Linked DNA regions of Mus musculus: region 1 is linked to region 2. Evidence: chromatin loops called from intact Hi-C (ENCODE). Cell type or tissue: left cerebral cortex. All regions are shown on one strand. Links, peaks and the distances in the headings refer to the core of each region. The heading gives the core; the rest is flanking DNA.

What was found. A loop is a pair of places that touch in the nucleus more often than their neighbours do. Peaks named below come from ENCODE experiments on the same cell type or tissue, not always from the same donor. Only the 100,000 strongest peaks of a DNase experiment are listed, where the experiment ranks them.
Region 1: it touches region 2 in a loop (2.5-fold over the local background); 4 of 42 quality-filtered maps call a loop at or near these places.

Annotation. Positions count from the first base shown.
Region 1 is chr13:60,439,991-60,455,665 of GRCm38, forward strand. No RefSeq gene overlaps it. Among named protein-coding and RNA genes, the nearest start is that of Gm35333, 13 kb to the left of the region's middle. In left cerebral cortex, for the core only: a CTCF peak has its summit at 7,151; DNase peaks (open chromatin) are centred at 5,394 and 7,146.
Region 2 is chr13:59,883,276-59,898,950 of GRCm38, forward strand. No RefSeq gene overlaps it. Among named protein-coding and RNA genes, the nearest start is that of Gm19866, 25 kb to the right of the region's middle. In left cerebral cortex, for the core only: CTCF peaks have their summits at 3,515 (motif pointing right) and 6,503 (motif pointing right); DNase peaks (open chromatin) are centred at 4,236 and 6,574; H3K27ac peaks cover 239 bases.

The DNA.
Region 1 (15,675 bases), core at 3,101-11,100, 560 kb after region 2:
TACTCTTCCAGAGGCTGTGAATTTTAATCTAGTGTGTCAGCGGCAGCATACTCATATACATAAAATCAGTAAATAAATCTTTTTTTTTTCAAAAAGTACTTTTATGCCTTTGAATCGCATGCAGTCTGCAGGGTAGCTTGCTCATGGCAGCCATTGAAGTGTGTTAGCCCCTGTTAGCATCAAAGGGGTGGTAGGTATTTGGCTTTCCCTCGCAGTGTGCTCCCAGTTCAGAGGCAGCTGAGAGACACAGAGTTGTATCGATGGAGCTGAAGTGTGGGCTGTTTTGGCAGGTGTGTTGTGAATAGGGGTGCTCCTTCTGCCCTTCCTTCCAGCTCCTTTTAGAATCAGACAAACAAGACTACAAGTCCCACTGGTGCAACTCAACTGGCATATAGCAAATAGACCCTTTTTGGAGAGAAAGATCTAGAACATACTGAATCCAAAGAGCCAAATTTGTACACCTTGTGCTCTAAGCCATAGGAAGATTAATCAGCTCTTATCCTTCTGGGAGGAGATCATACCAGGCTTAAAAACAAGGATTCTACTTTGCTTTTCAGGGTTAGGAGCTCCATCCTCTCTGAAAGGAATAGGGCATCTTCCCATTTAAATTCCACAGATGCCTGGCTCTTTTCTCCACCCCACCCCCCACCCCCGGATGCTAATCTACTGTCCTGAGAGGGCCCTTGATATTTATTATGTGCCAAACCCAACACCAAGCACATAATTCAAGATAACCCCCTCATAAATTCCGTGATAGGATTTATATATCCCAGATGGGTAGGTGTTTTGATCTTTAGAACAGCACAGATTTTTATAATTCACACAGTGCCCTGCAATACGCTCAGCACTGTTCCTGAAGCTTCCTGTGGAGCTCCTGTGTGCTGGGAGATTAGAGCAAAGACAGTGAATGACTGGAAAGCTTGAGGAATCTGTTCTGAGAATGCTCATACATGGGTTTGGCTGTGTGTGATTTATTCTTTAAGCATGGTCTCTACGGGGTCTGAAGAGCATGTGTTGCTTGCGCTTCCAGAGGATCTGAGTTCTACTATCAGCACCCATATTAGGCAGCTCACAACTACGTGTAACTCCAGCTCTGCTGTGGAAGGGTCTGGGGCACTTCTTCTGACCTTTGTGGGTACCTACACACACGTGCACATCTCTGCAACACGCACACAAACACACACACACACTTTAAAATAAAAATAAAGAATGGCTGTGACACTTTGTCCCTGCACATCATGTTGGCAGGACAGATTTTAGGTTAAAGGCTTCACAGTTGGGCTGATGAGAGAATAAACTAATTTAAAAATAAGCAGTTCTGACCCTTAAAATATTGTTTTCTCTGACTCTTTTCAAATGCTTAAGGTCGAAACAGTTAGGAAAGATCTGTCTGTAAGATGCCTGGGAGTGACAGAATGAGTTGCTGTTCCCCCACTCATGGTCTGAAAGAAACTAGAGTTCTTCATGCCTGTCGCAGAAAAAGACCCCTCCAGTATGCTGCTTTAAATCGCCATGCACAGCTAGAGATCTTGACAAGGTAGAAGTGCTCACAGTTATCAGCTTTCAAGGAGGGGTTTTAGTGGTTTTAGTAGTCTAGGTAAATGAGATTAGTTGCTAGGGTAAACAGGTCTAAATCTTGGGGGTTAATCTAGCACAATAAACATTTCTTTACAGCCCTGGGCCTCCGTCCAACCTTGTCAGAGGACGATTTGACTCCTTGCTTTGGATCCATCTGTGCCCTCTGCTTCCTCTGGGTCTTCTCAATACTTCACGATCACCCAGAGTATAGGAAAAAAAGAGTAAGAACGGGTGTTAGAATGCTTGGCGGGGTTTAGTTTTCAAAGGAAACTAGAATAAACAAAGTTTGATGTGGCAGAACTCCAGTGAGCCTGATTTTGATAATTACGTATGTGTTTTAATATGATGCTTCACCCCACAAACACATGTGTTAATATGAGGCTTAACCCCAAAACACATGTGATGGCTAAGCTTAGTTAAATATTTTTAGTTTACAAAACATTAGGGGAATAAAAAAGAGACCAAGAATCTTACTTTCCACAAAAGCAAGGTCTAGAACTAGGAGACACCCACTTCTATCTGGAGCTCAGTCACATGTACCCCTGAGGGATGGAGCACCGAGGAAGCACAGGGCTGGAGTCTCATGGACTAAAAACCATCTTTTGCTACAGGTGTTAAATATAGCTAGGATCAAAAGAATCCAGTCACAGGAGAGCATAGATTACATCATTCAGTTCTTAAAAAAATGTCAAGGACAAGTTAGTCTATGGTGATAGACATCAATTGTAGCTGTTTAGAGCTCGAAGGAGTTGGGATGGGGTGATGACTAGAGACTGCACAGTAGAAGTGCAACATAGTTACAGTTGTGCATCACAGTAGAAGTGCAACATAGTTACAGTTGTGCATCACAGTAGAAGTGCAACATAGTTACAGTTGTGCATCACAGTAGAAGTGCAACATAGTTACAGTTGTGCATCACAGTAGAAGTGCAACATAGTTACAGTTGTACATCACAGTAGAAGTGCAACATAGTTACAGTTGTGCATCACAGTAGAAGTGCAACATAGTTACAGTTGTGCATCACAGTAGAAATGCAACATAGTTACATTTGTACATCACAGCGGAAGTGCAACATAGTTACAGTTGTATATCACAGTAGAAGTGCAACATAGTTACAGTTGTGCATCACAGCAGAAGTGCAACATAGTTACATTTGTACATCACAGTAGAAATGCAACATAGTTACAGTTGTGCATCACAGTAGAAGTGCAACATAGTTCCAGTTGTGCATCACAGTAGAGGTGCAACATAGTTACGGTTGTACATCACAGTAGAAGTGCAACATAGTTACAGTTGTACATCACAGTAGAAGTGCAACATAGTTACAGTTGTGCATCACAGTAGAAATGCAACATAGTTACAGTTGTACATCACAGTAGAAGTGCAACATAGTTACAGTTGTGCATCACAGTAGAAATGCAACATAGTTACAGTTGTGCATCACAGTAGAGGTGCAACATAGTTACGGTTGTACATCACAGTAGAAGTGCAACATAGTTACAGTTGTACATCACAGTAGAAGTGCAACATAGTTACAGTTGTGCATCACAGTAGAAATGCAACATAGTTACAGTTGTGCATCACAGTAGAGGTGCAACATAGTTACGGTTGTACATCACAAATGACTGTAAACTAAAACCACTAAACACTGCAGTGTTGGTGGGTTATATGGGACACCCAAATAAACATCTATCTTTAATAACCTTTTTAAAAGGCAAGATCAAATTCAAAGGTATGCAATGTCCTTTTGCAGTGGTTACTCTTCAATGCTGACTCATAAGCAGAGGTCTTGTGTTTCAGGATAGGGAGCGTCAAACTTAAGGGAGGTTTGCAATATATCTGAACCTGTTTCTTATTCTATAAGGTGGGAATTATTTATTGAGATCTATAGTTGATTAAATTGATAAAGATATTAAATTTTGACTGGACATGGTAGCACAAGCCTTTAATCTCAGCACTCAGGAGACAACAGCAGACTCTGTAAGTTGAAGGCCAGCCTGGTCTATATAGTAATTTCTAGGCCAGTCAGGGCTACATAGTAAGACCCTACCTAGAAAAGACAAAGAAGAAGAAGAAAAAGAAGAAGGAGGAGGAGGAGGAGGAGGAGGAGGAGGAGGAGGAAGAGGAGGAGGAGGAGGAGGAGGAGAAAAAGAAAAGGAAGAGGAAGAGGAAGAGGAAGAAGAAGAAGAAGAAGAAGAAGAAGAAGAAGAAGAAGAAGAAGAAGAAGAAGAAGAAGAAGAAGAAGAAGAAGAAGAAGAAGAAGAAGAAGAAGAAGACAGGCATTGAATTCCAAAGTCTGTGGCAGTGCGGGCATATAGTTGGTGCTAAGCTGAAGCACATTCATATTTTTTAAAAAGAGAAATTAAACGTTCAAAATTCAAATAACCCAGTGAACCCATCACTAGTTACCAGCGAAATACAAACCAAAGCCTCCTAAGAGGATCTACACATCCAACACAGGGGCTAAAAAATAAAGCTGGGTCTATTAAGTGTTAGCAACACTGCAGAACACTTTAATGTACTAATCCTGTTTAAAACTGTACAATCATTTAAAAAAGAACTTAGCTTTTTAAAATTATCTTGAATCTACGATCCTGCAACAGCATAACACTACTTGATATATTCCAAGAGAAATTAATGCAAGACCTTACTCGCAAAAAGCTGTGTATGTAAATAACTACTTTATTCATAGTAAGAGGAAAGTTGGCAACAGCCCAAGTCCCTTACAAGAAAAATGGGTAAATTGTGGTATATCCATGTGAAATGGAATAATATCAAACAATTTTTAAATATAGACTGGAGATAGACTCAATATGAAGATCACATACTGCTCTTGCAGAGAACCCAGGTTCAATTCCCAGCACCCAAATCAGGTAGCTCACAACCTCCTGTAACTCCAGCTCCAGAAGATCTTGTGCCCTCTTCTGGCTTCTACAGGTACCTGCACTCATGTGCACATAGCACTCCCTAACACACACACACACACACACACACACACACACACACACACACACACACACATTTATATTATAAAACAATAAACTATGAATATACACATGACATGAATTTCCAAATATCCTGAATAAGCCAAAGTATAAAGAAAGAAGATCTATGCATGCTTCATCTGCTGAGTTCTTAAACATCAAAGCCTAATATATAGTGACAGAGAACAGGTCAGCCACAGCCTGGAGTTAGAAGGTTTGGGGCTTTCAAGTAGCTCACTTGAAAGATGAAGTCATAGAATTGTCTAATGTCTGAACCAGGGCATACACATGTCAAAATTAAATCACTTGCTAAATACTCATGATTTGTGCATATGGTTAAATATAATAAAGTACTACTGGCATAAAAAACAAAGAGCATGGGGGGGGTCTGAAGGGAGAACAGACCCTGTTGCACCCTTTGTCTCAGGGACAAAAGCTGGGGTACACGTGTGTTAACTATCTGCATTCTATCCAATGCCATGGCACCAAATCCCCTAGAGGCAGGACACTGGAAAATTATCCCCAGTCTGTGTTCTCTAAAGACAAATCCACCAACAATGGCCATGCCTAGAGTCCATTGCATAGGTCAAAACATTCCATATTAGATAGAAAAAAAAATAAAAGTTAAGTGACTAGCCTTTAATGGAGACATCCTTCTGTCGCTGCAGAGCTTGTGAAAACAGGAAATGGAGCACACATGCACAGCATTGAAGGGAAGAGGATCCAAAATAGACAAAAAATGCAAATGGAGCTGTGAGAAAAAAAATGTGGGATGCAGACTTTTTTAAAGCTCCAAAATTAGACTGGCCAAAGCTTGGGGCGGGGGGAGACATGAGAGTTTTGGCACGGAATACCCTTCACATGCAAGGAAAACAGACATGTGAAGCAATATATGAAGACTAGGGGTAAGATGCCAAGTCTGTCTGGAGATTAACTTAGAACCGGAGACCGGAAGATGGGAGCATAAGACACTAGGGTTTCTATCTTATACATAAACAGCCATAAATCAAGGCCAGACGACAGAGCCCAGTTAAATTACTGCCGTGTATTTTATTTCCTCCATCCAGTTCCCAGCACCACCATGACAGCTCACAACCTCCTCAGGGTGCTGACACCCTTTTCTGATCCTTGCAGGCACTGCACATACTCATGGTGCACAGACAGACATGCAGACAAAACACTCAGACACTAAAAAGAAGTTCCTCCATCTTAAAGAATCAATCAACAGTAGCTGTTTGTGAATCTTACTAGTTCTAGCATGAACTCACAATGTTTCCCACTGTGACTGCAACTGTACCCATTCTCTTAAATATTTTCGTCTTCCTGTGTTTCAGATCTGCATCCTTGGGAGCAGAAGGACTCACCTTGGTTACTTCTCAAGGGACTCTCGGTTTAGCATCTTTTGTTTTGTGCTTTCTCGAATTGTTGCATTTCACGTTCTTTGACTGACTGTAAGATCTCTGTTCTTTTTATCATCCTCGGGTTGTTTTGTTTCGGGCTCACTCCTGTGGATGTGCATGTGTATGGCCAGCAGCGGTGGTGGTGGGTTTGTGGTTGTTTGGCTCAGTTTTTCATTTTATTAGGGGCATATGAGTGGTGCTAACCTCCTCAAGTTCCTCACAGACAGCAGCTCCCAGGTTACACCCAGGATCTCACCGAGGCCTGGAGGTACCTTCAGCATCTTATTCTGTTTCTGACCACCTCCTTCCATGGGACTCATCTTGAGTCACCCTGCATCCCCCAGTCTCTCCAGGCAACTGAGCGCATATATTAAGCTGTTACTTCTCTCTTTGCTTAGTAGACCCCAGAGGTCATCAGTCCCATGAATCTGAATACATGCCCATCTCTCTTACCCACTGGCCTGCCCTTCCATGATGCCATTGGACAAATACTACCCTAATTCAACCCACATGCACCTGAGCTGCTACGGGTCAGTTGCTTTTTTTTTTTTTTTTTTTTTTTTGAGGGTGGTGGTGGGGGTGGAGGGTCCCTGCACCAGCACTGACTTCAGCAAGGGTCCTCCTGGTATGCTTTGGGCGGGGGGTGGCTGCACCAGCACTGACGTCAGCAGAGTTCCTCCTGGTGTGCTTTGACTTTGGGTTTTCCACCCCACATTTCCCTGATACTCCGACCTTGTGCTAGTCCATACTATCCCAGAAGCTTCCCTATGTTTCTAGAAGCCCTTTAGTGATGGAACCTTCTCTTTTAGGACAGCAATTGTCTTTTTAGCGGCCTTTCCTATCACTTCAAGGAGCAGAAGCCAGATAGAGACATGTTCCAGTGGTCTCTCGCGCCAATTCCCCCATCTAAGGTACATGGTTAAAATCAGTGTACACAGAATGAACCAAATGGTTGTTGTTTTTCCCCCCCTGCCTTTTGTCACAGAGACTCTCCCGTCATTACACGTTCAGTCAAGGATGTACCAGATAATATGGGCTGGCTGGGGGGATTGGCTTCATCTCACTGAGGCCCTTTGGGAGCAGAATTAAAGAAAAGCTAGTCTAGGAAAAAAATCATCATCAAGGAACTCTCAGCTATTCCCCCGTGAGCCAGTGTCCTATTCTAGACAAAAGCGCACCACAGCCCCCAGGAGGAAGAAGGAAGTAAGCCAGCCTTCACGGAGAAACTGCAGGAAAACACCTCACCAGCCTTCACTGAGAACACATCTTTCTGATGATCAGTCCCTGGAAGAACCATTAGTTGGAAAGGGCTTATTCCTTTCCTGGGTTTCACTGCCCCCAAACAGGTCTGCTAAACAGATTTCCTGCATGTGTTATTGCAGGCCTAATGGAATTTTTCAGTGGAAACCCTGGTCCATTTTCAGTCCTTTCCTTATGAAATGTCATGTCTATCCAAGCCTGATGAACAGGGAGGGGCGTGAAAACTCCAGGTGTCTTGACAGCTGAGACTCAGAAAGCAACAAAGCTTGTCTATAATCTAGTGATGGCCAGTGTTTGCAAGGTGGCTTCTGATTGGACCCAATTGATCTGAGAACTGAGTAGGCTAAAGACCTTTCGGATCGGCCCTTTCGATGAATGGTCCAGGACAGGAAAGTTCAAACTCCCTCCATTTTAGCAGCAAGAAATAAAGTCCTTCTATTTTCCAGTGGAATGGGAGATCACCCTTCTGAAAAGCAGCACCCACTGCCCTTTGCTCCACGGAGCTGGGCTGCTGTCAGAGGCTCTCCAGGGCTGCCAACCTCTGAGGGGCTGAGATATGATTGGGAAGGTGGACATGGTCATAGAAACGCTGTGGAAATGCACAGCAGGGTGAGACAGAGGCTCCGAGTGTGACCTCTGTGTCTATTTCCATGAAGGAGAGACACAGGCTAAACAGACCTACTACTCAAAAAATATAATAAAACAGGAAAAAAAAAAACCCAACAACAACAACATATTCCCAAATCTGAAATATGTGAGTGTTATCATGATGTCAAAGAGGTTTCCTGATCAGAGAATGTTTTCAATGTGTGATGTTCAATTCGAAAAAAATCTATGAAATATCTCCAAATATGAAAACTCTAAAATCTGAAATGTTTCAACTGAAGAAGGGCTCTCAGCTAACACACTGCCCTCGGCGTTGACTTGCATGTGTCCCTGTACTGTTTCTTATTAGCTGTGTGTTTCTGAGAAAGACATCTCGTCTCTCTGAGGTTCAGTAAAATAAACCGGGGGGATGACTTAGCAGCTAAGAACATCAACTGCTCGTGCAGAGAATCCAAGCTCAGTTCCCAGTACTCATATCAGGCAGCTCACAACCACCTGTAACTGTGGCTCACAGCCTCTTCTGGCATCCACAGGCATTTGCGCTCATGTGTACATACTCACACATAGACATACATGCATACACATAAAGAATAATAAACGTAAATCTTTTTTAAACAAAATAGAGACTGCATCAGGTTGTAGATAGATATACAGATAAAAACCAAAGTACTTGGTAAGTGAAAATAAATCACACCCTTAGTAAGAAAGCACTCATGAGGGCTGGAGAGATGGCTCAGCGGTTAAAAGCACTGACTGCTCTTTTGAAGGGCCTGAGTTCAAATCCCAGCAACTACATGGTGGCTCACAACCATCTGTAACGAGATCTGACACCCTCTTCTGGAGTGTCTGAAGACAGCTACAGTGTGCTTAGATACAATAATAAATAAATCTTTTTTTTTAAAAAAGGAAGAGAGAGAGAGAGAGAGAGAGAGAGAGAACTCAACTCATGCTGACAGGGTGGCCTTATCCAAAATCACTTTCAAGGATTTATCCATATTTTCTTGCAACAGTAGTCAGGGGTGTGCATGCAACTTTGCACACAGTAGATGCTCAGGGCATACTAATTAACTTAATTCAGTTTCGTTGTCCACTCAATCCCAATTAAGCTTCTGTTGCTAACTTAGGTCAACAACGATCTTAGTAGCTCAAAAGACCAGGCTAATCCAAGACTAATCCAGATGCAGGAGATTAGTGCAAGAGGGGTCGGGCTGGGACAGCCATGCAGGACTGCGGTAGTGAAGAGTGAGGTCTCAGGCTCTTCAGTAAGGGCACACCATTCTGAGTATTGGCCTCAGCTCTTGGAAATTGCCTGGAGCCCTCTCATTTAGACTTCAAATTTCTCCTGGAAGGCCTAAGTGTTCCTAAGATTGTCCCAGGGGCTAGAATTCAACTTCTGCTCACACTAGTGGATGGGGAAGCGCCTGCATCATCCTACCAGCCCTCAGCCGGTTTTCGTGTCTCTTGTTTTATTTATTTATTGTTTGTTTGTTTGTTTGTTTGTTTTACCTCATCTGACCAATTGAGTTTCACGTGCACGAAAACTAGAGTACACACTTCTCATTGATCTCTGACTGTGGAAGGCTAGGCAATCTGTGGAGCCATTTATCTCTGCATGAAGCTGATGTTCTGTCGCAGAGGTGTAGGCTGTGACGTGTGTGAAAGCCAAATTCAAAGACAATCCCACTAAATGTCCTCAGAAACATCCAAAAATTCAGACCAGGCGAGGCCTGCCCCGCCTAGTGGCAGGACAAAGCTGCAGGAGACACTCAGAGCACTGCCTGCACTCAAGGCCTATGTTATCTCACTCGGTTTAGAATTCACACTCAACATACAGGTGACCAAAGATCAGGGCTCGCTCACCTACTTTATTTTCCATTGCTATAGCAAAATACTGGAGACTAGGAAATCAGTGAAGAATAGAAGTTTATTCTGGAGGTCAGAAGACACAAAGATGCGATGGTGTCATCTGTTAGCCTCTGGTGGACACATGGGAGGTATCAAAGGGAAAGATGGAGCAAGCATGTTAGCTCAGTCACACAGATCATCTGCTGTCATGGAACTCCATTCTGGCCTCATCTAATTCTACTTCCCAAAGGCCCCAATTCCCAGTACTAGAACTAGGGCTGTGTGTCGCCAGTCTCTGCTCCCCTTCCCACCGACCATAGGGTAACTATGTTGCTATATCACAACAAAGGAAAGCCTCTACAACTATATCAAAGCTTTGCTCATTCTAAACCTATTATCTTGAGTATGTGTTACAGTAACAGACAGCTAACACAGCCATGTTCCTCTTTCTTCCTGAATAAAAAGTGTAGCTCAGCATTGGCCCAACATCCATTGGTTCAAGGTCAAAATGACCCTAGTCAACTTTTACTTCACATTGCCTTAGAATAATGGAAGCTGGTGAAAGAGTGGTGGGTGAAGCTAACTTTGACTTTTAAACGACATCAGAAGTATAAATGTTCCTATTTTTATGAAAACTGTTGGCATAGAGAAACTGAGTCCTCAGTAATTGTCCCACTCTCCCCCTTATATATTGATTTATTTATTTTTGCCAATCTTTTGAGATCTAAGTCTGGAGCCATCAGGAGAAGGGAGAGCCCAGTGCTAGTGCTGTAAACTCACCTGGACTCAGACAGAGCTGAGTCTCTGTTTCCTGTTCCCTTCTCACGAAATCAAGGGCCCTAGGTGTCATGTGCAAGGGTTGACGGTGTGGAACAAGACTAGCTTGCAAAGGGGAGGTCTCCCTTGTGCCATGCATGTAAGAGATTTTGATGGTAAAAATGAATGAGGTACAGTTCTGATATCCATGTCATGCTATAGCTCAAAACCAATTTTTCAAAATCTGATAATGTTTGGATTTTTTTTCCTAGTCTTTTTTATTGTTTTGAAAACAGTGATTATAACTACCCTTTAATTTTGGCCTTCACTTTCTTTCTTAAACACTGGAAGTCTTGGTACCAAGAAGAGCTGCTGTCCTGAGGTGGGCCCTGCCCTGACCTGGCTGGCTTTTCCTCTCACCCCAAGATTTCCCTGGGAGGGAGCTTGTGGTTAATGTGGCCCGGCCCAGTAATTTGCAGCATGCTAGCCGGCTCCCCTCAGCTCCAGCCATAAATCTAATGAGGTCAAGGACTTAGGGCAGCCAACAAACCACTCTGAAAGAGCTGGGAGTGTCCAGGCAAGATCTCTTGGAATATTATGGACTAGACTGTGGGCTCAGCTTTTTTTGTTGCCGTCAGTCAACTAGAGATTCGTAACCCAAAAGTGGTTTCTGGGAAAGTACTGGGTGCATGCATCCGAATGCCTGCTCCCCATCCCCAGACAGAGTTACTTGTAAAGTTTAATATCCCTTAAGCCCCAAGGCTGCAGACTCTTCTGTCAGCCCTGGAAACAAGATACGAAAAGTTCAAATTCTACTTCTGTTGCTGTGTGACCCTGGGCAATTCCTCAGTCCCTCTCCAGGTTAGAATACTCATCAGAATGAGAAGAGAGTCAGAGTGTACACTGCGGAGTACACACAAATTCCTGAGAGAATGTTACACACTGGGGAGCACGCACAAATACCCGAAGAAATATGTTAATTTTGACCTAAGGGTTTGTCCTTCCCACACATTTCCCAGCATTTTGTTTTGTTTTGTTTTGAGACATGGTTTCTCTGTATAGAACTGGCTATCCTGGAACTCACGCCGTAGACCAGGCTGGCCTCCGACTCACAGAGATCTGCCTGCCTCTGCCTTGCAAGTGCTGGGATTAGAGGTGTTGGCCACCACCACCCAGCCCCAGAATTTATTTTTAATCTCAGAAATTTTTTTACGCTTTTAAAAACTATTACACACAAAGCTTTGTTCACTAAGAGCCATGCCTATTGGTCCTTACAATTTTGTGTAAAACTGAAAGCCAAACTGTCTGAGGCACCCCCCGCCCCATCAGCTAGCCTGGCATAATCATAATCAGCCTCTCGGGGACTCTGCTGCACAGGCTGGAAAGGAACCACCAGTTTCTTATGTCAGCGTTGCTCAAACAGAACTCTGCTCAAACACAGGGCACATGACCTATATGTCTCTGCCAAGCTCCAGTAGATTTCACGACGCCCATCTCCAACCTTGACATTAATTTACCATCAATTGAAGAACCTCGTCTTCGCTTAACGAACTACTTGGGCTTTGTTTTCAACTGTCCGTCATGTTGTAAGTATATTGTTTCTCCTCATGTTCCTCTTAGCAGAAGCAGACAACCTCTGATAATAATAATAACAACAGAAGCAACAACAATAACAACAACAATAATAATTGGTGTTGTATGTATACTAGGCAGCAACTTAGGAGCCACTGGTCCAAGATCTTAAACACCAAGTTACCTAACTCAAATGTAACAACCTTCCCACAATGTATCCATTGCTACCTCAAAATTAACCCAGTAGTTGCTGCGGGGGAGCCTGCTTGGAACATGCTCCACAACTTATGCTTCCTAACTCACGATATTCACTCCACAATCATGAGGTCCTTTTTAAAGGATTCTTGTGTCTTATGTTACTTTTATTTTGTGTATATGAGTGTTTTTCTGCACATATGTATGTGCACTGTGTATGTGTGCCTGGTACCCATGACGTCCAGAAGAGGACATCAGATCATCTGAAGCTAGAGTTTCAGAGATTAAGAGTCACCACGTGGGTACTAGAAACCAAACCCTGGTCCTCTGCCCAAGCAGCCAGTGCTCTAGACTCCTGAACCATCACTCTGTCTCCTCACAGTACCATTTTATTAATTAAGATATTTGAGGAAATTAGCAACATGTTCCTCAAATGCATATGAGGTAACAGATTCTGAATAATTAAAACTGTTACCAAAAAACAAACAAACAAACAAACAAACAAAAAACACAGATCATAAATCAGAGGGATCACAGATCTAAATTTCAAAACTTTCTATTCAGCTACAGTAATCAAGACTGGGTGGTAGCTGGGTGGTTATGAGGACTGACTGTTCTCATAGAGGATTAGGACTGTATTCTCTGCACACACACATGGTAGCTAAGAACCATCTATAATTCTAGTTCCAGATGATCCATCGTCCTCTTCTGGCCTCTGAAGAGGACCTCTTCTGGTACTGCACCCACATGGTGCCTAAACATACATGAAGGCAAAACACTCCCACCCATACAATTGAAATGAATAAATACTTTTTTAAATAAAAGGGGACCGTGACATGAAGGCAGATACACTGGCAGATTGAATGGACCAAGGGTCTGTGCATAAACAAAGTCTCCAGGACCAAGCATGTAGAAGAACAGTCTCCCAGCAGAGAGCAGGGGAAACACACATTCCAAATATTCAAGTACTCGCTTCAACAAAACTTATCTGAAAATAAATCTAAGACCCAAAATAAAACTGCAAAACCAGCCTGGCATGGTGGCACATATCTTTGAGAAGCAGAGGCAGGCAGATCTCTGTGAGTTCCAGGCCTGTCTGGTCTACAAAGCAAGTTCCAGGGTAGACAGGGCTATACAGAGAAATCCTGTCTCAAAAATAAAACAAAACAACAACAACAACAAAACAAAAACAAAAAAAACCACAACCCCCCAAACAAATAAACAACCCCCCAAAACAAACAAACAAACAAAAAAACCCAGAAAACAAAAACAAGAACAATAGCAAAAGACTACAAAACAATTACAGCATCAGATTCTTTGATTTGATACCGAAAGCACAAGCGACAGATAAATTAGACTTTATTGATAGGAAAAATCTTTGTGTTTTAAAGGATTCCACTGAGAACCCACATGACAAGAGAGACTATTTGCAAATAAAGGACTTATTTCTGGAATAGATAAGGAGCTTACGTGACCCAACAATATAAACAACTCAACAATGTACAGACAAATTGCCAAGGGTGGGGGGTGTCATTGTATATATGCTCATTTGCTTGTTAGTTTAGACAGTCTTACTGTGTAGCTTGTGTTGGCTTGGAACTCACTATGTAGACCAGGCTGGCCTTGAACTTACAGAGATCCATTTGCTTCTGCCTCCTGAGTGCTGGGATTGTAGGTAAGAGCTGCCACACCTGATATACCAGTTTTAAATGAGTAAAGGAGTTGAGGGAATATTTTTCAGAAGAAGACATGCTGATGGCCTGTGAGCCCATAGAACCATGCTCCACACGGCCAGGCATAGAGAGAAATGCAAACCAAACCACAGAGGCCACCGAAAGCTCACTCAACAGCAAAGATAAGACAAACAAGGGCCTGTGAGCATGGTGGCCAGAGATTAGAATCCTCGTTCTCCATCTTCAGGGACTTTAACATTCGTGCAACAATTTTGGAAAACAATCAGAAAATTATTCAAAATTACCACAGGGCCGAGCAATGCCACTCCTTGGGGTGTGTTAAACACGTGTTCACACAAGCACTTGTACAAATCCCCAAATATCCAGCAGCTACTCAATGAGTAAGTGGGCTGGACCATACAGTTGAATATGACTCAGCAAAAGGAATAAAGGGCTGAGTCATACAACAGAGATCTGACCACAGATGGCCACACATCATACACGAGAGAGTCTATAAGAACTGGCTGTGGGAGCAGATTAGTAGTGGACAGGGGCTGAAAACGGACAGTCTTAAAGGGTTTCTTTTACGGTGATGAAATATTCAGAATTGAACAGCAGTGATGGCTGCCCAACCTTGTGACCAGATCACAAAGACTGAACTGTTCGTTTTTACCAGGCCAATGTTACTGTGTAAGATCAATCTCCGTGGAAATGTTGCTGTACCCGGTCCTGCTCTTCGGTTGGATTCTACGAAACTGCCTTTCCCCAACTTTTCCGACCTTCCCATCTACCCCAGGCAGTGAACCTGGAAGCCAAACAAGTTATTAATTTTATAAAGTTGAAGTAAGCTGTGTTGCCGAGGGCTGAAGGAAACACAGCTTAAGCCCTGAGCAGAACATATATATCATGAATTAAAGCTAGAAAGGGCATGTAAACGGCACCAGTCATGATGAAAGACCTCGGCTTCTCAGAGGTGTTTTCAGAGCAGACATGTTCCCTGGGTGAGGAAAACAGACCTGTTTTAAATGCAGAGAATTTAATCGTTTTGAGCAGAGCTGGCTCCCTATGTTCTTGCCTTCTTAGTTTGCAATGGTCTCTCCATCCGGATTCCCACCTGAATCAGCTAGGATTGTGTGAGTGCTAGATGACAGAGGGGAGCTGAAAATGCTGGAACCCTTCCTGATGCAGACAAAGGCTGCCAGCCCGGCAGCATCATAGGCCTGTGGACAGCAGAGAAGACCCTGGACCTGCCCTAATTCCTGGATTCCTCGGTTACCAGCTGTCCTCCTTCTGGCTCCCCACTGAGGACAGCACCCCAGCCTAGCGGTTGGTCTGAGAGCCGAACTGCCCCTGGCATGTTGTTACAGTCACAAATATAGACAAGCAAGGCAACTTAAGCAGGCGATAAGAGACAAGAAGAATTAAGGAGACACATGAGCCTTCTGCTCAGCTCTTCAAGGCTATCTCACAGCTGAGGGCTTGCAAATACTCCCCTGCCTTCCCGGAACATTCTTGGCTCGGGAAGCATAGTTCAGATTCCTCCAACAGGTTGCCCTGGAGCCACTTCCCCTTAAAGGAGCCGTTCTCACGAGCAGCCACGAGGCAGCTGCAAAGGCACAGGGGCCAGTGAGCACGGAAGACTTCTCCTTTGTTCTTCTCCTCACGTTGCCACGTGTTCACTAACCCTATTAGCTTCAAGAATTACCAACCAAAGGGTTTTGAGAAATAAAAGAGACCGTAAGAGCCCCGAACCCCAGCCCAGCTTCCAGACAGCCCCAACTTCCATTTCTCTGGGGAAACACATCT
Region 2 (15,675 bases), core at 3,349-11,348:
AGCAAACGAAGAACGGACAGTTTCTCATTTGTATGAAGCCTGAAAGGAGGCAACATAAAATTTGGGTTTCCTCAGCCCAGGTGGACTCCCAGGGAGGGTTGTGACTAGGAGAGAGCATGAGGGGACTGAGCACTTGTGATGCTGAGTCCCAGGATCCTGGTGCCAGTTTCACCCAAGTCTTAATTCTGTGAGAACTCAAAGAAGTGTAATGGTGGGGGGTGAGGATGGGGTGGAGGTGGTAAGGTGGGGAGGTGGGCGGGACTGTATCTTGCTGGACCATTCAGATCTGTGAGTCTCCTGCCTTCTGCCTAAGCCCCATCCACAAGTCAGTATAAGATTGGAATTCAGCCCCTGTTGGGCCTGGCCCAGTGCTTTCCCCTTTCTGAGTTGAGAGGCACTCTGCTGAGACACTGTCTGTGAATATCTAATTAACAACTTCTTGGGGCCTACATCTCTCACCTAGGGAAGTGAGTTTACATCAAAGGTGATGTTGGTGGTGTCCTGCTCTCTACACCTGTCCCTGCTTCCTGCCTGGAAGTCAGCTGGGTGGCAGCTCCTGCTGTGTGCCCAGCTCCATCCTTCAGAAGGTATGGGAAGAGACTTCCCACTTCTTCCAAGAGGGCCCTCATTTCCTCTCTTCAGTGATGTTTTCTAGACAGAGAATCAGCATGGTGTTAGTGACTTTTCTAATAAACTAGCTACTGTCCATTTATCTATGGCAGTGTCTCTCCCGAATCCCCTGTCCTAGCTACGGTTATCATTGCTGTGATGAAACACCACGACCAAAGCAACTTGGGGAAGAAGGCATTTATTTGGCTTACGCTTCCAAATCACTGTTCATTATCAAAGGAAGTCAGGGCAAGAGTTGGAGCAGGGCAGAAACCTGGGGGCAGTAGTTGATGCAGAGGTCATGAAGGGGTGCTGCTTACTGTCTGTCTTGCTCAGGGATGGCACCACCCACGGTGGGCTGGGCCCTTCCTGAACAATCACTACTTAAGGATTTCCCTGGGCCCTAGAGTCTTGCCTACAACCTGACCTATGGGTGGGTGGGGGGTGGGGGGGAAGGGGGCACTTTCTCAACTGAGGCTCCCGCCTCTCAAGTGACTTTAGCTTGTGTGAAGTTGACATTAAGACTAGCCAGCACATCCTGCATCTGAATCCGGTCAGTTAAGACTCTGAAAGTGGATTTGTAGGATCACTTGGTCCCTTTGTTTCTTTTCCCAGGGTGCTCACATCTACTAAACTTCCCCTTTCTGGTTTTCATTGTTAATTTGGCTCTTTTAAATGCCTTCTGAGCAACTGGTCTGGACTAGTGACTTTCAAGGTGGCCCTGAGTAACTTCTTTCATTTCCCATTCAAATCACAGCAAAACCTGAGCAAATACACAATCATAGGCCATAACTCCTTCAGATATACATAGTATCAGGAATGAAGATATCTAACACAGTATCAATGTTTGTTATATTTGTATTTCTCTCAAATATTGTCTATAATGAATGGTAACAACTTGGCTTTAATTGTTAGTTTGCATCTATATACTGAGTAAGTTTTTACTGTTGAGCGGGGAGAGAATGAGGCAGCAGTCATCGGGTTTGGTTGCAAATATCCAATGAGTGAATGACTGGATAGTAAGATGAGTCAGGCTGGAGATTAAATGTACAGCATGGTAACTGAGCCCAGCAGAGTGGATCGTGCATAAGAACCCTTGGGTGTAAGTAAGCTCGTGTGCACAGATGGTCAACATGTGCTGTGATAGAATTATTATCCCCAGTTATTCCTCAATCAAGCTGGGGAAAGCTGTGTTTTCTCTGGAAGATTTTATTTTACAAGCTGTGGCAGGGGATGGGGTATATCTCAGTGGTAGGCAACTTGCCTGCCTTGTACAAACCTTGTGTCTGGTCCTTAGCAATGACACAAAGAAACAAACACAATGTTTCCCTGGATTAAACCTGTGCTATTGTAGAGTTACAAAAGCAAAACAATACAGAAGGTGGGGGGAGGGGGGGCTAAGGTAGGAGGAACCTGTAAGCTACAAGTTCAAGACCAGTAAGAGCAACATAGTAATACCCCATCTCAGCAAAGGACCAAATATTGGTCTCTTCCTCTCTCTTTTACAGTCACTTATGTGTGCACATATACCCATATATAGCCATCAGAGAACAGCTCCCAGGAGTTGGTTTTCTCTTTCCACCAAGTGTCTGAGGGATCAAACTCAGGTCATGAGGCTTAGGGGCAAGTTCTCCCCCATCCCCTGTGCCATCTCCACGGCTCTTGTCTTAGTCACAGTTCTATTGCTGTGAAGAGACACCAAGGCTATGGCAACTCTTAGGAAAGAAAGCATTTAATTGGGGGGGGGGGTGGCTTACAGTTAGAGAGCTTTAGTCCATTTTCATCATGGCAGGGAGCATGGCAGCACGCAGGTAGACGTGGTACTGGAGAAGTGGCAGGGAGTTCTACATTTGAATCTGCAGACAGCAGGAAGAGAGATACTGGGCTTGGTGTGAGCATGTGAAACCTCAAAGCCCTCCCCTAGTGAGAAACTTCTCTAGCAAGGCCACACCTCTCGATCCTTCCCGAACAGTGCTATACTCTCTGATGACTAAGCATTCAACTATGTGAACCTGGGGGTGGAATAGGAAGTGAGACTCTTATTCAAACCACCGCACTGGTATAGCCTTGTTTCAAACAGATTCAACACTCATTTTAAGCATTTCTACTGAATATTCTTTGTTGATTGTTCTTCATATTTAGAAGACTGATTTAGTTTTTGAAAACAACTAAGACTCACTGAGAATGTAATTAAGTGGGGGTAATCTACTTAGACACAGAGGAGGTGATCAGTGAGAACTTCTGAAGAGCCTTTGTATGCACTTGGAAGCCTTGTGAATGTGTTGCTGCAGGAATACTTGGGCACAGATGGAACTAGAGGATAGAGTCCCATCCATGACAGTATCAGGAGGCAATCAGTCTGTTTTCATGGAAGCACCCAGAAGCCATGGCACACCATCAGAAGTTTTTTAGTGTATTTCTCTCTATGGAGTCCTGACAAATGCAGCTCAACTATGCAATGTAAGACAGACCAATACGTGCATGTCATTAGCAAAGAATCCTTCATCATGTGTCTTTTCACATGCTTGCTTTAGCAGAACATCCTCTCTCCTGTGTCTGCTTCAGGAAAACACTCCTTCACGTGTCTGCCCCAGCAAAACACCATCTGACACAATTGACTTTCCAAAGAAACTGTAAGTTTCCACTTCAAGGAGCCTTGCCTCTTGAATTTCATAAAATGTAAAGGCAGGTCAAGTGTCACCTCAGTTGTCTCAAGGGCTTCTTAGGAGCTGGAGAAATGGCTCAGTTGGTAAAGCAACTGCCATGTAAGCCTGAGATCCCTAGTTTGAATCCCCAGTGCCCACTTGAAAAATTGGGTGTGGTAGCATGTGTTTACAAGTGGGTGTTTTGCCTGCAGGGATCTGTGTACCACATGCATGTAGTGCTCCTAGAGGCCAGAAGAGGGCGCTTGGATCCCTTGGAACGGAAATTACAGATGGTTGTGATTTACCAAGTGGGTGTTGGGAACTAAACCCATCTTCTCTGAAAGAGCAGCAAGTTCTCTTAACCGCTGAGCAAGTGTATGTGATCTAAGCTCTGGCTAAGCAAAGATTAGCAGATCCTGGAGCTCAGTGCAAGACCTTGTTTCAGGCCCTCCTTCCTATATCGGTGTTAGGGAGTGGTCAACATTGGATACCTCAATCTCTCATGATCTTTGTCATCTTTTTGGTGCATGTGTCTCCCATAGAGTGACCTTAGGAATGGGCCTTGCTCTGGCTGATGGCGTCAGAGCTCTTCCAACCACAGCAGGCAGGTTCTGCAGGGCCCTTTACCCTTGGTCCTTAGCCAAGAGGTTTGCTTCTCTTTGCTCCCCTGTCCCAGCGTGGAGCTAGGGTACAGATTTTGATGGCCTCTTATTAAGGTCCAGGGATCAGAACAGAAGGGAAGCAGAGAATGTGAACTTAGGGTCCAATCCTAAGCCCAACAGTGCAGCTCTCCTGAAGGGTCCTTTCGGCTGCCCTTGGGAAGCCATAGTCAGCTCCTCCCCACCCCCACCCCCCACCAAGGAATAACTGATTGACACGGGAAAGGAAGGAGTAGGTTTCCCTCCCTCAGAAAAGCAGGAGGCCCGTGAATCACCGCTCTGATTCAGCTCTGTGGAGCAATCTTCATTTCCAGACCAAGGCTCTACTTTGTCCCCAAGAGATGGATTTAATTAGAAGTTCCCTCCTCCCCACTGAGAACTGCTGAGAGCCTTCTTGATTTATTTTCATACAAGGCAGGGTGTATTTTGGTGTTTTTCCTAAAATAAAGTAAGAGTTGCTACAGGCAGCATTGATCTTCCAGAAGATGGTGGAGAGCTTCTCAGAGACAACAAAACAAAACAAAACAAAACAAAACCAAAAACAACCCACTCCAGCACCTTCTTGAAGCACCAGACCACTATTACCTCTGCAAACTTCAAAAAGGCAACCAAACTTTCCCTTCAAGGTGATGCGCTTTTGTTGGGATGGGCTCTGCCATGCCTCAATAACGCGTATCACCCAGATGTTTCTGGCCTAAACTACAGTGGGTTTGTTGGTTCCTCACTTCTAGTCCACACCCCACACAGATAGGCCAAGATCTGCTCTCATTGAGCTGTATTCAGAGCACTTTCTTTGAGAGCCCTGACTGGCTACTGTCTCGACTTGCAGGCCATGGTGGTACATGGAGTAGAGAGAACTCTAACCCTTGTCACTAATCAAATCTGTCCCAGAAGTGGCAAAAGTCACTTCTGTCTCCTCCCATTCACCAGAACTGGTCACTGGGTCTCACCCAATGACCCAGCAGGCAGGAAGTACAAGCCACCTTCCCTTGTAGCCTGGAGGAGTTGACAGTTATTGACAACAGCAACCACAGCATTCCAGATAAACATTTGTGGCTGAACAGAGCTTCCCCTCCCCCATCACATCTGTGTTCTCTTAGTCTCTTCTTGAAACCTTGGGGACAGCAAGGGTTTCTAGTAACAAGGACACATGCTATTATTCAATCTGTGACTGTCCTTGACATTATGTGCTTTGAGTTACTTCTATTTCCTGGGGATCTCTTTCTCTCTCTCTCTCTCTCTCTCTCTCTCTCTCTCTCTCTCTCTCTCTCTGTGTGTGTGTGTGTGTGTGTGTGTGTCTGTCTATCTGTCTGTCTGTCTGTCCCCATCTAACTTTGAGGATATTCTGAAAAGTGAAGACTAGACTCACACCAGAGCTCTCTGCTGCCTCTGGGGAAAAGGTGCCTTCACCTTAGAGTTGGTCCTGGGTGCACATTTTGTTTCTTTCTCAAATATTCATGTATTTTTATTTCAGATTCCCAGCATTTCTGTCAAAGGCTCATGTCCTCCTCTCCTCCTGTCTTGAACTTTTAACTCCAGAGCCTCTGAGGCCAAATAAGTATCACACCCATGGCTAGAGTTAATGTTAGAGTTAGGAAGAGTTCAGCTCCTGGGTATGTTTTTTTTTTTTTTTGTGGTTTATGATTGCTATTCATATCATAGGGTGTTAGTAACCACAGAGACAAGACACTGTAGAGCCATATAATGTGAGCACACATAGACACACACACACACATACATACACACACACACATGCACACACACTTATACACACATATACACACACATATACACATACACACACACCTATACACACACATATACACACACATACACACATACATACACAGACACGCATATACAGCCACATACACACACATATACACACATACACAGACACATACACACAGACACATACATATACAAATATACACACACACACACACCAATATATACAAATACACACACACACAGAGCACAATTATAACTAATTCTTTATGTTTGAAGGTATGTATTTATCAGAGTTAAATTTCCCACAGTGAGATAGCTCACCATGAGAAAAAACAATTACAGTTACTGAAAATCATTTTTCTTAGACCCATTTAAAGAAGCACAGGGATGTCTTTGCAGCAGAAAATACAGTGGATACAGGAGACAGGGTATGCAAAGCCCTGAAAGCAAGCCATGTGGCATAGGAGGGCAGGAGATTTTAAATACTCTTAGGTCAGGCTAACTTGTTCTAGGCTAAGAACAGAATCCAAACATGGCTAAACCAGAATACTCAGACCTCTTTACAAAACGTATGTGGATAACATTATTTTTTGGAGAGATTATGGGAAGTGACTTTCTTGTTAATACAATTATTTGGGATTACGGCTCAATCCTGGCATTACCAGTGAGATTTTGAGATACCGGGAGGAGAGTTTTTGCTGTGTGTGTTACAGCCCCAGTTCACAGATCAGCACGAAGGCTCTTCCACAGAGAAGAAAAAGTGGTCAAAGTTTGTAAGACTGACCCTAAACTGAGCACAATTCGCCCTTTACAGAGGGGGGATTTTTTTTTCTTTTTGTCTTTTGTTTTCCTCTGTGCCACAAGGTGGCGGTGATCACATTCTCAAACAACCATCTGCCTCAGCTAAAATGAAGCCATGAAGTGGCAAAGTTTGATGTAATCTGCATCAGGAATGGAACCAGTATGTTCACAGTGGAAGGCCGGCACGGTTGCTATGGGAACGTCTCTCTCAATCAGCTTCCTTAACCCCTCAGGAGATAAATGGAAATGACCAATAGCCTTGTGGAAGGACTTCCTGCCATGAGGTTCTGCCTGTCCTCCACAGTGGGACCTCTGCCTGAGACCACAGAATGGGTTCTCCTTCTCTGCTACCGTCCTGTAGTTGTATCAGGGGTAGATAAGAAGCAGCCTTTGGCATTTATGGTTGGACACACAATGTGCTACTAGAGGAAGAGCTGTTTAAAAGATTCATAAGGACTGTACTGAGAGAGCAAGGAGTCACAGAGTCCCACACACTAACTTAAGGCCACTTATCTTTTTGTACCTAGAAGGACAACTCCCCTGGGTGTCACAGAGTGCACCTGAATGGTTATATCAGTACCTCTTAAAATGTAGGTGTGACATCTCTGCATCCTCGGGACAAGCGGAGGCATGCTGGTGACTTCATAGCCATCTTTTCAGACTCTATTGATATTTTCTAAATTCTGAGGGGAGAAAGACATTTCTAAATAAGGATCCATGTTCCCTCTCTCCAGGCTTAGCCAAGTTGGATTATCCTGTGTAAATTATTCAGGGACCCCCCCCCCCCACACACACACACACACACACGCACACACGTACACACTTAGCTACAAGGTCTGAATCCACATCTCTCCCCTGAAAGGGTTGGGTCAGGCACTTGGCAGCAGAATGGCAGTAAGCATCAGCTGGCATGCCAGCTTCACCTCAGGTCCCCATGTGGTACCCGTGAGGAGGGAAGGCTGCTTCTCCACCAGCCCAGTTGCCAGCTTCTTTTGTAGTCTCATGGGAAACACGAGAATGCGGTTGATGAAGGTTCCATCTGAGGTTTTATCTGGATCCCTGGGTAAAAGCGTAGTTACCCATATCTCTAATTTTAAACGAGATGTTTTTGAGGCGTTGCTATGTAGCCTAGGTTGGCTTCAAGATGATAATCCTCCTGCCTCACCCTTCTAAGTACTGAGATAACTGACGTACACTATCATATCCTGACTATCGAGGCCTTCATGGAGTAAAAATGTTTACTGCTCTTCCTCGCCAGGAACCATGAACTGTGTTTATTCTCTGACTGTTGAATACTCCATAGCTGATAAACAGCGGGCACCCTCCTCACACACAGAGGGAAGGAGATTCTAACACTTGGTCTTGATGTCAATATGACACTCCTTGAAGACTTTTCTAGTCTCTTTGGTTTGCTCCTTACAGGGCATGACCCACAGAGGTCACGGCCATTCCCATTTTACAGATGGGGAGACTGAGGCAGTGACAAAGCAAGAGGGTTGTCTGCCCCTGTGCTGAGCTTCAGTCTCCATTTACTTCCCTGGGAATGCTTGCGTGGCATGTAACTTGCAACTGGCACTGGCGTAGCTTTGCCCTTTCTTTTACTGATCTTCTTTAGTATTGGGTGTACAGTGCTTAAATGAGTTGATAGGAGCACTGAACAGTGATAATGGGGTGTGGTAGATACCTAAGTGTTCAATGAATGAATGGGACAGAAATGCCTTTGCTCCCGGTCTCCCTGAGCTGTTGCAGCATGGTTGTGGTTTCCACAACAGTATGTTCAGAGCAGAGCAAGAGGTTTCTGGGTAGTAGTGACAGCTCCCACGGGACTGTGTCCTTTCCCAGAACGATATGTTCTGTTGGCTGGAACAGCCCTTATGGTACCGATGACTACATAGGTACCTATAGATGTATAGGCCTGGTGGAGCCTATCGAGGGGAAGTAGTAAGCATTGTCCTCCACGCGCTGGGCATCTTAAATAGGAGGCACGAGGTGGCAGTGCCCACAGTAGGAGTCTACTAGGCCCCACTGGGATTTCCGCGCAGACCTTGGCTTCTGATGGAGATACTTAAGGAGCCTGTCTCTCATTTCCTTCCTTTCAGTCAGACTCAGGGACTTTGTTAGTCAAGAGTGAGAGATGACGTGTCTCAGGCAGAATGGAGGGTGTCAGGCCTGAGAGGTCCCCTTTTCAGTTATCTGAGGTGGAAAGCAATCTATTTCCTTCTGAATTTTCCACAGCAGCAGGCTCGTTAGGCCCGGGTCTGTCAGAATAGGTTCCTGCTTCATCTATAGAGGTGGTTGATAATGCCCAGTTCGGTCTAGACAGGGTGTGAGACGGGGAGTGGCTTCTCAGATAAGCCATGGAGGGCTGCTCTTGGGTCTTCTGGGTATTAGCGGTTGTTTTTACAATACAACTGTGAAAACAGAGTGATCCCCTTTGCTCCCTCAGCAGAGCCCGCTCCTTGTTCCCTGTCCCCACCCCTCCAGGTCTCAGCCTCCATGGGTGGCTTGAGGATTATGTCCAGATACTTTAAGCCCCTCAAACAAGCATGATCTCTCACCTACAGTTCTCTATTTTAACTTAAGAACAATCTGCCTTTCTTTAATTATTGGGGATGTATATTTACTGTCTATTTAGAGGGAGGTGAGTGAACAGGTGGGACCCGGCAGCACCATGAAACTACCTCAGCAGCCAAGCGGCAACTGTGGCCTGCTGTGCCCTGGCTTCTGAATTCTCACACGAAGCACTTTTACTGCATGCACGGTTGACTCGCTGATCAATGGATCCTGGCAGCTATAAACATTTTATGGCTGTCTGTGACAATATGACTCCTAGGCCCCTAGAGGAGTCTATGCAGACAGGGCCTTAGGAGGAGGAGGAGAAGTTTTGCTCCCGGGGGAGGGGGTGCAGCTCCCAGAGGCCAGATCAAAACCAGGCGAGGGGTTGAGTTACTCACTCAGGGGCTTCCCACTGTCGAAGACAGAAAGGTGTCCGAGGTCCAGCAGTGTTCCCAGGTTGAGAGTGTTTATTTGTTCCCAGTCATTGCAACAATTCTAAGGATGATTTGACTGGCATTCCTTTGGGGACACTGAAGGTTAGTGGCTTGCCTATCTCCTGTTCTCTCTCAGTGCCTGAGAAATTAGCCCTTGAACTCTGGTCAGATGACACATGATACATGAGGCTGATGACCCCCATAGAAAAGCAAGACCCAACTGTGCCTTTATTTTGTTAGAAACCTCGAGTCTTTTCTGACTGACCCCTATGAACGCTTGAGGTGTGTACTCACTTTTACTCTGAGTTGAAAAACAGCAAGGGCTTTGTAATGCCAGGTTTTAGTGTGCAGTCACAACTGGAGGGCAGGGTTGTGAGTGCAGAAGGACAACAGGAAGGAGTGAAAGGTGTGTGCTCACGAGGCACGCCGAGCCTTATGTCATGTGAGCTCGCTGCGTTTTCTCTTGGAAACCACAGAGAGACCTTCGAAAGTTAATCATCGAGCCATGAGGGGGCAGCTGATGTCATGAGTTTCCAGTGGCCAGCATTGCCACAGTCACAGACATCTCTCTGTTTGCCTACCCAAAGGCTTACAACAAAACAACTCACAAGCCATGTGTTCTGAGGGTTTCTCTTTGTTCTATGAAACTCAAGAGTAGAAGTCGTAGAAGGAGAAGCGTCTTGTGCAGTGTTAGGCGTTGTCATTGTGGAGACCGCCAGCCTATAATCATTATGTAACCCAGGCTGGTCCTGATATCATGATCTTCCTGTGTCAGCCTCTCAAGTCCTGGAATTACAGGTGTGAACTACAGAGCCCAGCTTTGTACCTTCTGGATCTTTCTATTCATGTGTTTCTCTCAGATCTGTACTGGGCGAATGGTTTTGTCTGAATAGCGACACAGTGCTATGAACTTGATGAATATGTATGTATGTATGTGTGTGTATATGTATATGTATGTATATACATGTGTGTATATATGTATGTGTGTATGTATATATGTATGTATATGTGTGAATATATATGTGTGTGCATGTGTATATATGTATGTATGTATATGTGTGTGTATATATGTATGTGTATATATGTGTATATGTATGTATGTATATGTGTGTGTATGTATGTTTGTGTATATGTATATATATGTATGTATATGTGTGTGTATATATGTGTGTATGTATATATGTGTGTATATATGTATGTGTATATGTATATATGTGTGTATGTATGTATGTATCTATGTATTGACATATGTAACCCATCACATTCAATAGGTAACAGGATGAACTTCTGCTCTGGAATGTGGCTCAAGTCTCTGTAATTTATAGTCAGGCCACCAATGTTGTTGGGTCTGGATGTCAAGCCCCGTGGCTCCTCTTGGTGGCATTCTCTTGGGGATCCAGCTTGTGTCACACTATTCTTGGATTTCATGGACTGTGTATAAATAACAGGTTTCATTTGTCCCATGCTTTGAAATGAGAGTGCTGAATGAATTGGCCTGAGCACACTACAGGATGTGCAGTGGGCTGCATGGTCCCCAGGCTGAGAGGCTCGCTCGTTTCATTTCCTTGTTGTTCTAACCGTCTAGCACAAGGCCTGGCAAGCAGCAGGCACCCCGATCAGTGCGTATATGCTGAGTGAGAGAAAAAAAAAGTGACAGTAGGTTCAGCTTGGGAAACATGTGCCAGACTATGGGATTTTAAAAATAATGTGTGTGTGTGTGTGTGTGTGTGTGTGTGAAAAGACATCTTGTGGGAATTGGGAATCAGTTTCTTCCTTTCATCATGTGGGTCCAAAGACTGAACTTAGATTGTCAGACTTGGCAGCAAACACCTTTATCAGATGAGACCTCTCACCAGCTGAAGAACTTTTAATGTTCAAAGATTATGAGGTGTTGGGGACAATTAAAATATTTTACTTTTATTAACACATTTGATCTTTGTAATAATCCCTATAGTAATTTTATTCTAACCTCTGTCTTTTAGGTGGGGAAGCAGACTATAGTTGGAGGCTGGGTGGACTGTCTAAATCAGTGACAAGAAGAATTGGATATGGTCACTCTGCTCACAGAGTGAGCATATTCTTCCTTAACCACATCCCCAAAATGTTTTCGAAGTTTGATACTGTCAATACATGTCTCATTCCCTATTCAAAGGGAAAATTACAGAAAAAGAACAATTCATTTAAGAAGTAGGCTTCTTCATTTAAGAGGTAGGCTTCTATGGAACTCAGGTAGCTCAGTGGTTAAGAGCACTGCTACTCTTGCAGAGGACCCTGGTTGGGGTCTCCCATGGCTGCGCAATACTTTCTATAACTCCAGTTCCAGAGGATCGGATGCCCTTTTCTGGTCTCTGCAGGCACTGCACACACATTGTCCACTAACATACAGGACAGGCATATACAATAAAATAGAGATGAGTCTTTTAAAAATAGGCTTTTAGTTTCAAGTTCTTTTTAGATTGGAAGGACTAGGGAGGAAATGTCTGGAATTTGTTTGGGTGTTGGGAGGATCATATGTAGTCTGTGGAGCACCGCAATGTACCAGAATCTCAGCTCTGTTGGTTCCCCAATTAATGTTCTACACAAAACACTCCCGACTGCTTCATCCCCAGCCATACAAACAGTCCTGGACTCAATGACATTGGGTGATCAACCTTTGCCCAGAGCCTTACCAAAAATATTCCAGAGCCTTTTTTTATTATGTTTTCTGTAGAGCCACCGTGGGGAGGTCCCATGGCTGATACCCATTTTTATGTGACTTCCTGAGAGCTGGGTGGGTATTAATTTCTAGGCAGTCAGCCCCATAATGCAATGAGTGAAGACAGATTTGAAGGTAAAGGGTTGCAAACTTGAGACGTGGCTTCAGTTTCTCAGGCCCCTCCTCAGCCTGCTTATTGTCTCAAATGAAGCACTACTAAGGTGTGTAAAAACATGGATGGCCAATTCCCACAAAGTGTGTATACACAAGCAAGCGTGCATACCCCACCCCTGGCTTTCAGTACTTTTTTCTTAGTAAAAACAAGTACTTTTGTTATTGCACATGAATGTATGATGAGCTAGTTGAGAGTCTGCCCAGCTAAGGCCTAAGCTTTTGAAATATTAAAAGGTCTCAGTGTGCTTATTTGGGAAAAAGCTGGTTAAGGAAGGAATTGTGATGGTTTGTATATACTCAGCCCAGGAAGTGCCACTATTAGGTGTGGCCTCATTGGAGTAGGTGTGGCCTTGTTGGAGTAGGTGTGACACTGTGGGCGTGGGCTTTAAGTCCCTTATCATAGCTGCCTGGAAGCCAATATTCTACTAGTAGCCTTCAGATGAAGATGCAAAACTCTTAGCTCCTCCTGCACCATGTCTCGTGATAATGGACTGACTCTCTGAACCTATAAGCCAGCTCCAATGAAATGTTATCCTTAAAAGAGTTGCCTTGGTCATGGTGTCTGTTCACAGCAGCAAAACCCTAACTAAGGCAGGAATAATTGCTGCCATCTTATTTGCCCCATTAATCAATATTTACAGAAGATAATAATCACTTATTTTGCAGCTCTCTGTCTGACCTATTTTCATTACTGAATTCTAAGAGCACATCTTGAAATCAAGAAATCACAGCCTCCCAGTTTTGTGCTTCAGTATTTTAGAAGCTTCTCTAGTCCCAGGTTTTCCCACCTAAGCTTTGGAAGTAGCCTTTAAATTTCCCAAGCTGGCTTTTGGATGTGAGCTGGTGATTGCTCTGAGTGCATAAGGCTAAGTCAGGAGACTCTTAGGTCTCTGCAACATTGTGTGTTCTTCCCCATGGATGTGAATATCTTTCCATTCATTTCTTTGATACATTTGGTTAGAACATCCCAGCTTTCTCTGTCAAGGTTTTGCACATGTTCCATGTGATGTAGACTTAAGTCTCTCTCTGTCTCCCTTTCTCTCTCTCTCTCTCTCTCTCTCTCTCTCTCTCTCTAATGCCCCCGTTACTATGCTTTAAGCAACATCTCTCCCCCCCCACCCCATTTAAGCAACATCTTAACTGCAGTAGGAAAGTGACTGACTTTCACATCCTGTAATTTGTTAGTCCTAGTTTTTTGTTCATTATTGTTGATTCTTTTGGATTTTCTACATGATGGCAATACCATCAACCCACAATGATGGTTTTATTTGATGTCTTCTACGAAATCATGGATAGATTTTGGTACTTTTCTTGTCTTATTGCATTAGAATTACTTTTTTTTTCCTTTGGTTTTTCAAGACAGGGTTTCTCTGTGTAGCCCTGGCTGTCCTGGAACTCACTCTGTAGACCAGGCTGGCCTCGAACTCAGAAATCTACCTGCCCTTGCCTCCTAAGTGCTGGGATTAAAGGCATGCACCACCATGCACGGCTTAGAATTACTTCTAATATGTGGGAAGCAGTAACAGGTTGGAGAGCAGCTCAGAGCACTGGCTATTCTTGCTGAGGGTGTGGGTTTGAGTTCTAATACCTATGAGTTGGCTCATAACTGTCTCTAGGAGATTCAATGCTCTGTTCTGGCCTTGTAGATACCAGGCATGTACATGGTGCACAGATGTACATGCAAGCAAAACACTGGGATATGTAAAAATAGGAAAAATAGTAACGAGAGGGGGTTGGCCTGTCCTTGTTCTTTATCCTGGTGGGAAATTGGAGTCACTTGTATTAAGTATGACACATTCGCTAAGCCTTTCATTAACACTTAAACATTTCTTGTTTAGTCATAGATAGTCTCATATGCTCATGTAATGCATTTTGATCATGTCCATTTGTCCCTCTGTCCCTCCAACTCCTGCTGTTCCTCATTGTTTCCTCCCATAATTACGTCTCTCTTGTTATTACCAACCCGAGTCCAGTTAGCAATGCTCTTGGGTGTAGTCGTCAGTTTTCAGTTGGGTGTGGGAATCCTACCTTTGTCCATGTCCCCAAAAGACTGTCTGTCTGAGCAGCCATTACACAATAGCTCCTCCACAGAGGGTGGGGACCCAGAAGACCAGCTTGATCTTGTGTGGGCTGGCAAGGTGAGCAAGGTGAGCTCAGCTGTTGTGAGATGAAGTGTGCAGAGCCACACCAGGTCCACAGGTCAGCGTTTCACAGCTCCCTCCCCTCCGCCAGCTCTAGAGTTCTTTCTGCTCCCTTCTCTATGCTCTTCCTGAGCCTGGGGCAGGGCTGTGATAGAGATGAGCCAGTCTACCATGGGTTTCTCAGAGACTGATGTAGAAGGAGAAATAGTGGTCTCTCCTCCCTCCCTTCCTGCTCTTCACTTCTGCTCATGACAGCCAGAGCTGTCCCCATGCCCACACTTCCATCTGCTGCTTTTTATGTTAAACAATGTCACTGGGCTATAGTCCACATACCATACATTTTGCCTCCTTAAATGCAGAATTTAGTGGTTTCCCAGCTGTTTTTTATTTCAAAAAGGAACCCTAACCCCTTTAGCTATGACCTTCCCACCTTCTCCCTCCCATTCTAAAGACACATCTAGTCTCCCTTTGTGTCTGTCCACTTTCTTACTAGGATCACCTCACATGATGAAAACATGTACTATGTGAGCTTTCAAGAGTCGGGTCTTTCAAGTTGCAGAAGGTTTCACGACACGAAACGCATTCATGCGGTTACCTGCATGGGTTTCCTTTCTTCCGAAGGCTGGATGATATTCTGTCTCACACTTGTCTGACTTTGATGATATTCTGTCTTACAGCTGTGTCTGACTTTGCTTACCCCATCATTAGTTGCAGGGCATTTGCGTTGTTTCTAATTTGGGGTGACTGTGAACCAATGTTGTTGCTATAGAGAGAGGTTCATGAACATGTTTTTGTATAGACATGCGTTTTCTTTCTTTTTTTTTTTAAATGGTATATCTGGGAATGGAATTTTTGGGTCACAGGCTTAACTTCTAGAAGAGACACAGACTGTTTCTTCCCAGGCTCAGGAAGAGCATCCATCATTCTGCATCCCCACTATGGGGGACAAGAGGGCCAGTTCTGCCTCATCTTCTCGGCCACTGTTATTACCTGACATTTTGAAGTTAGCCTTCTCAGAAGGTGTGACATGTATCTGTCTATGCTTTCTGTCTGCATATCTTTATGACTGGGATGCCCATTGTCTCCTTGACTCACTGGCCAAGCACAGTCACTCCCTGGGAAAACAGCTGTTGCTCGTGTTTTAATTACAGCATCATCTTTTAATTACTGAGTTGTGAGGGTTCACCTGTGAGTCCATCAGCAGGCAGGCACACACACACACACACACAC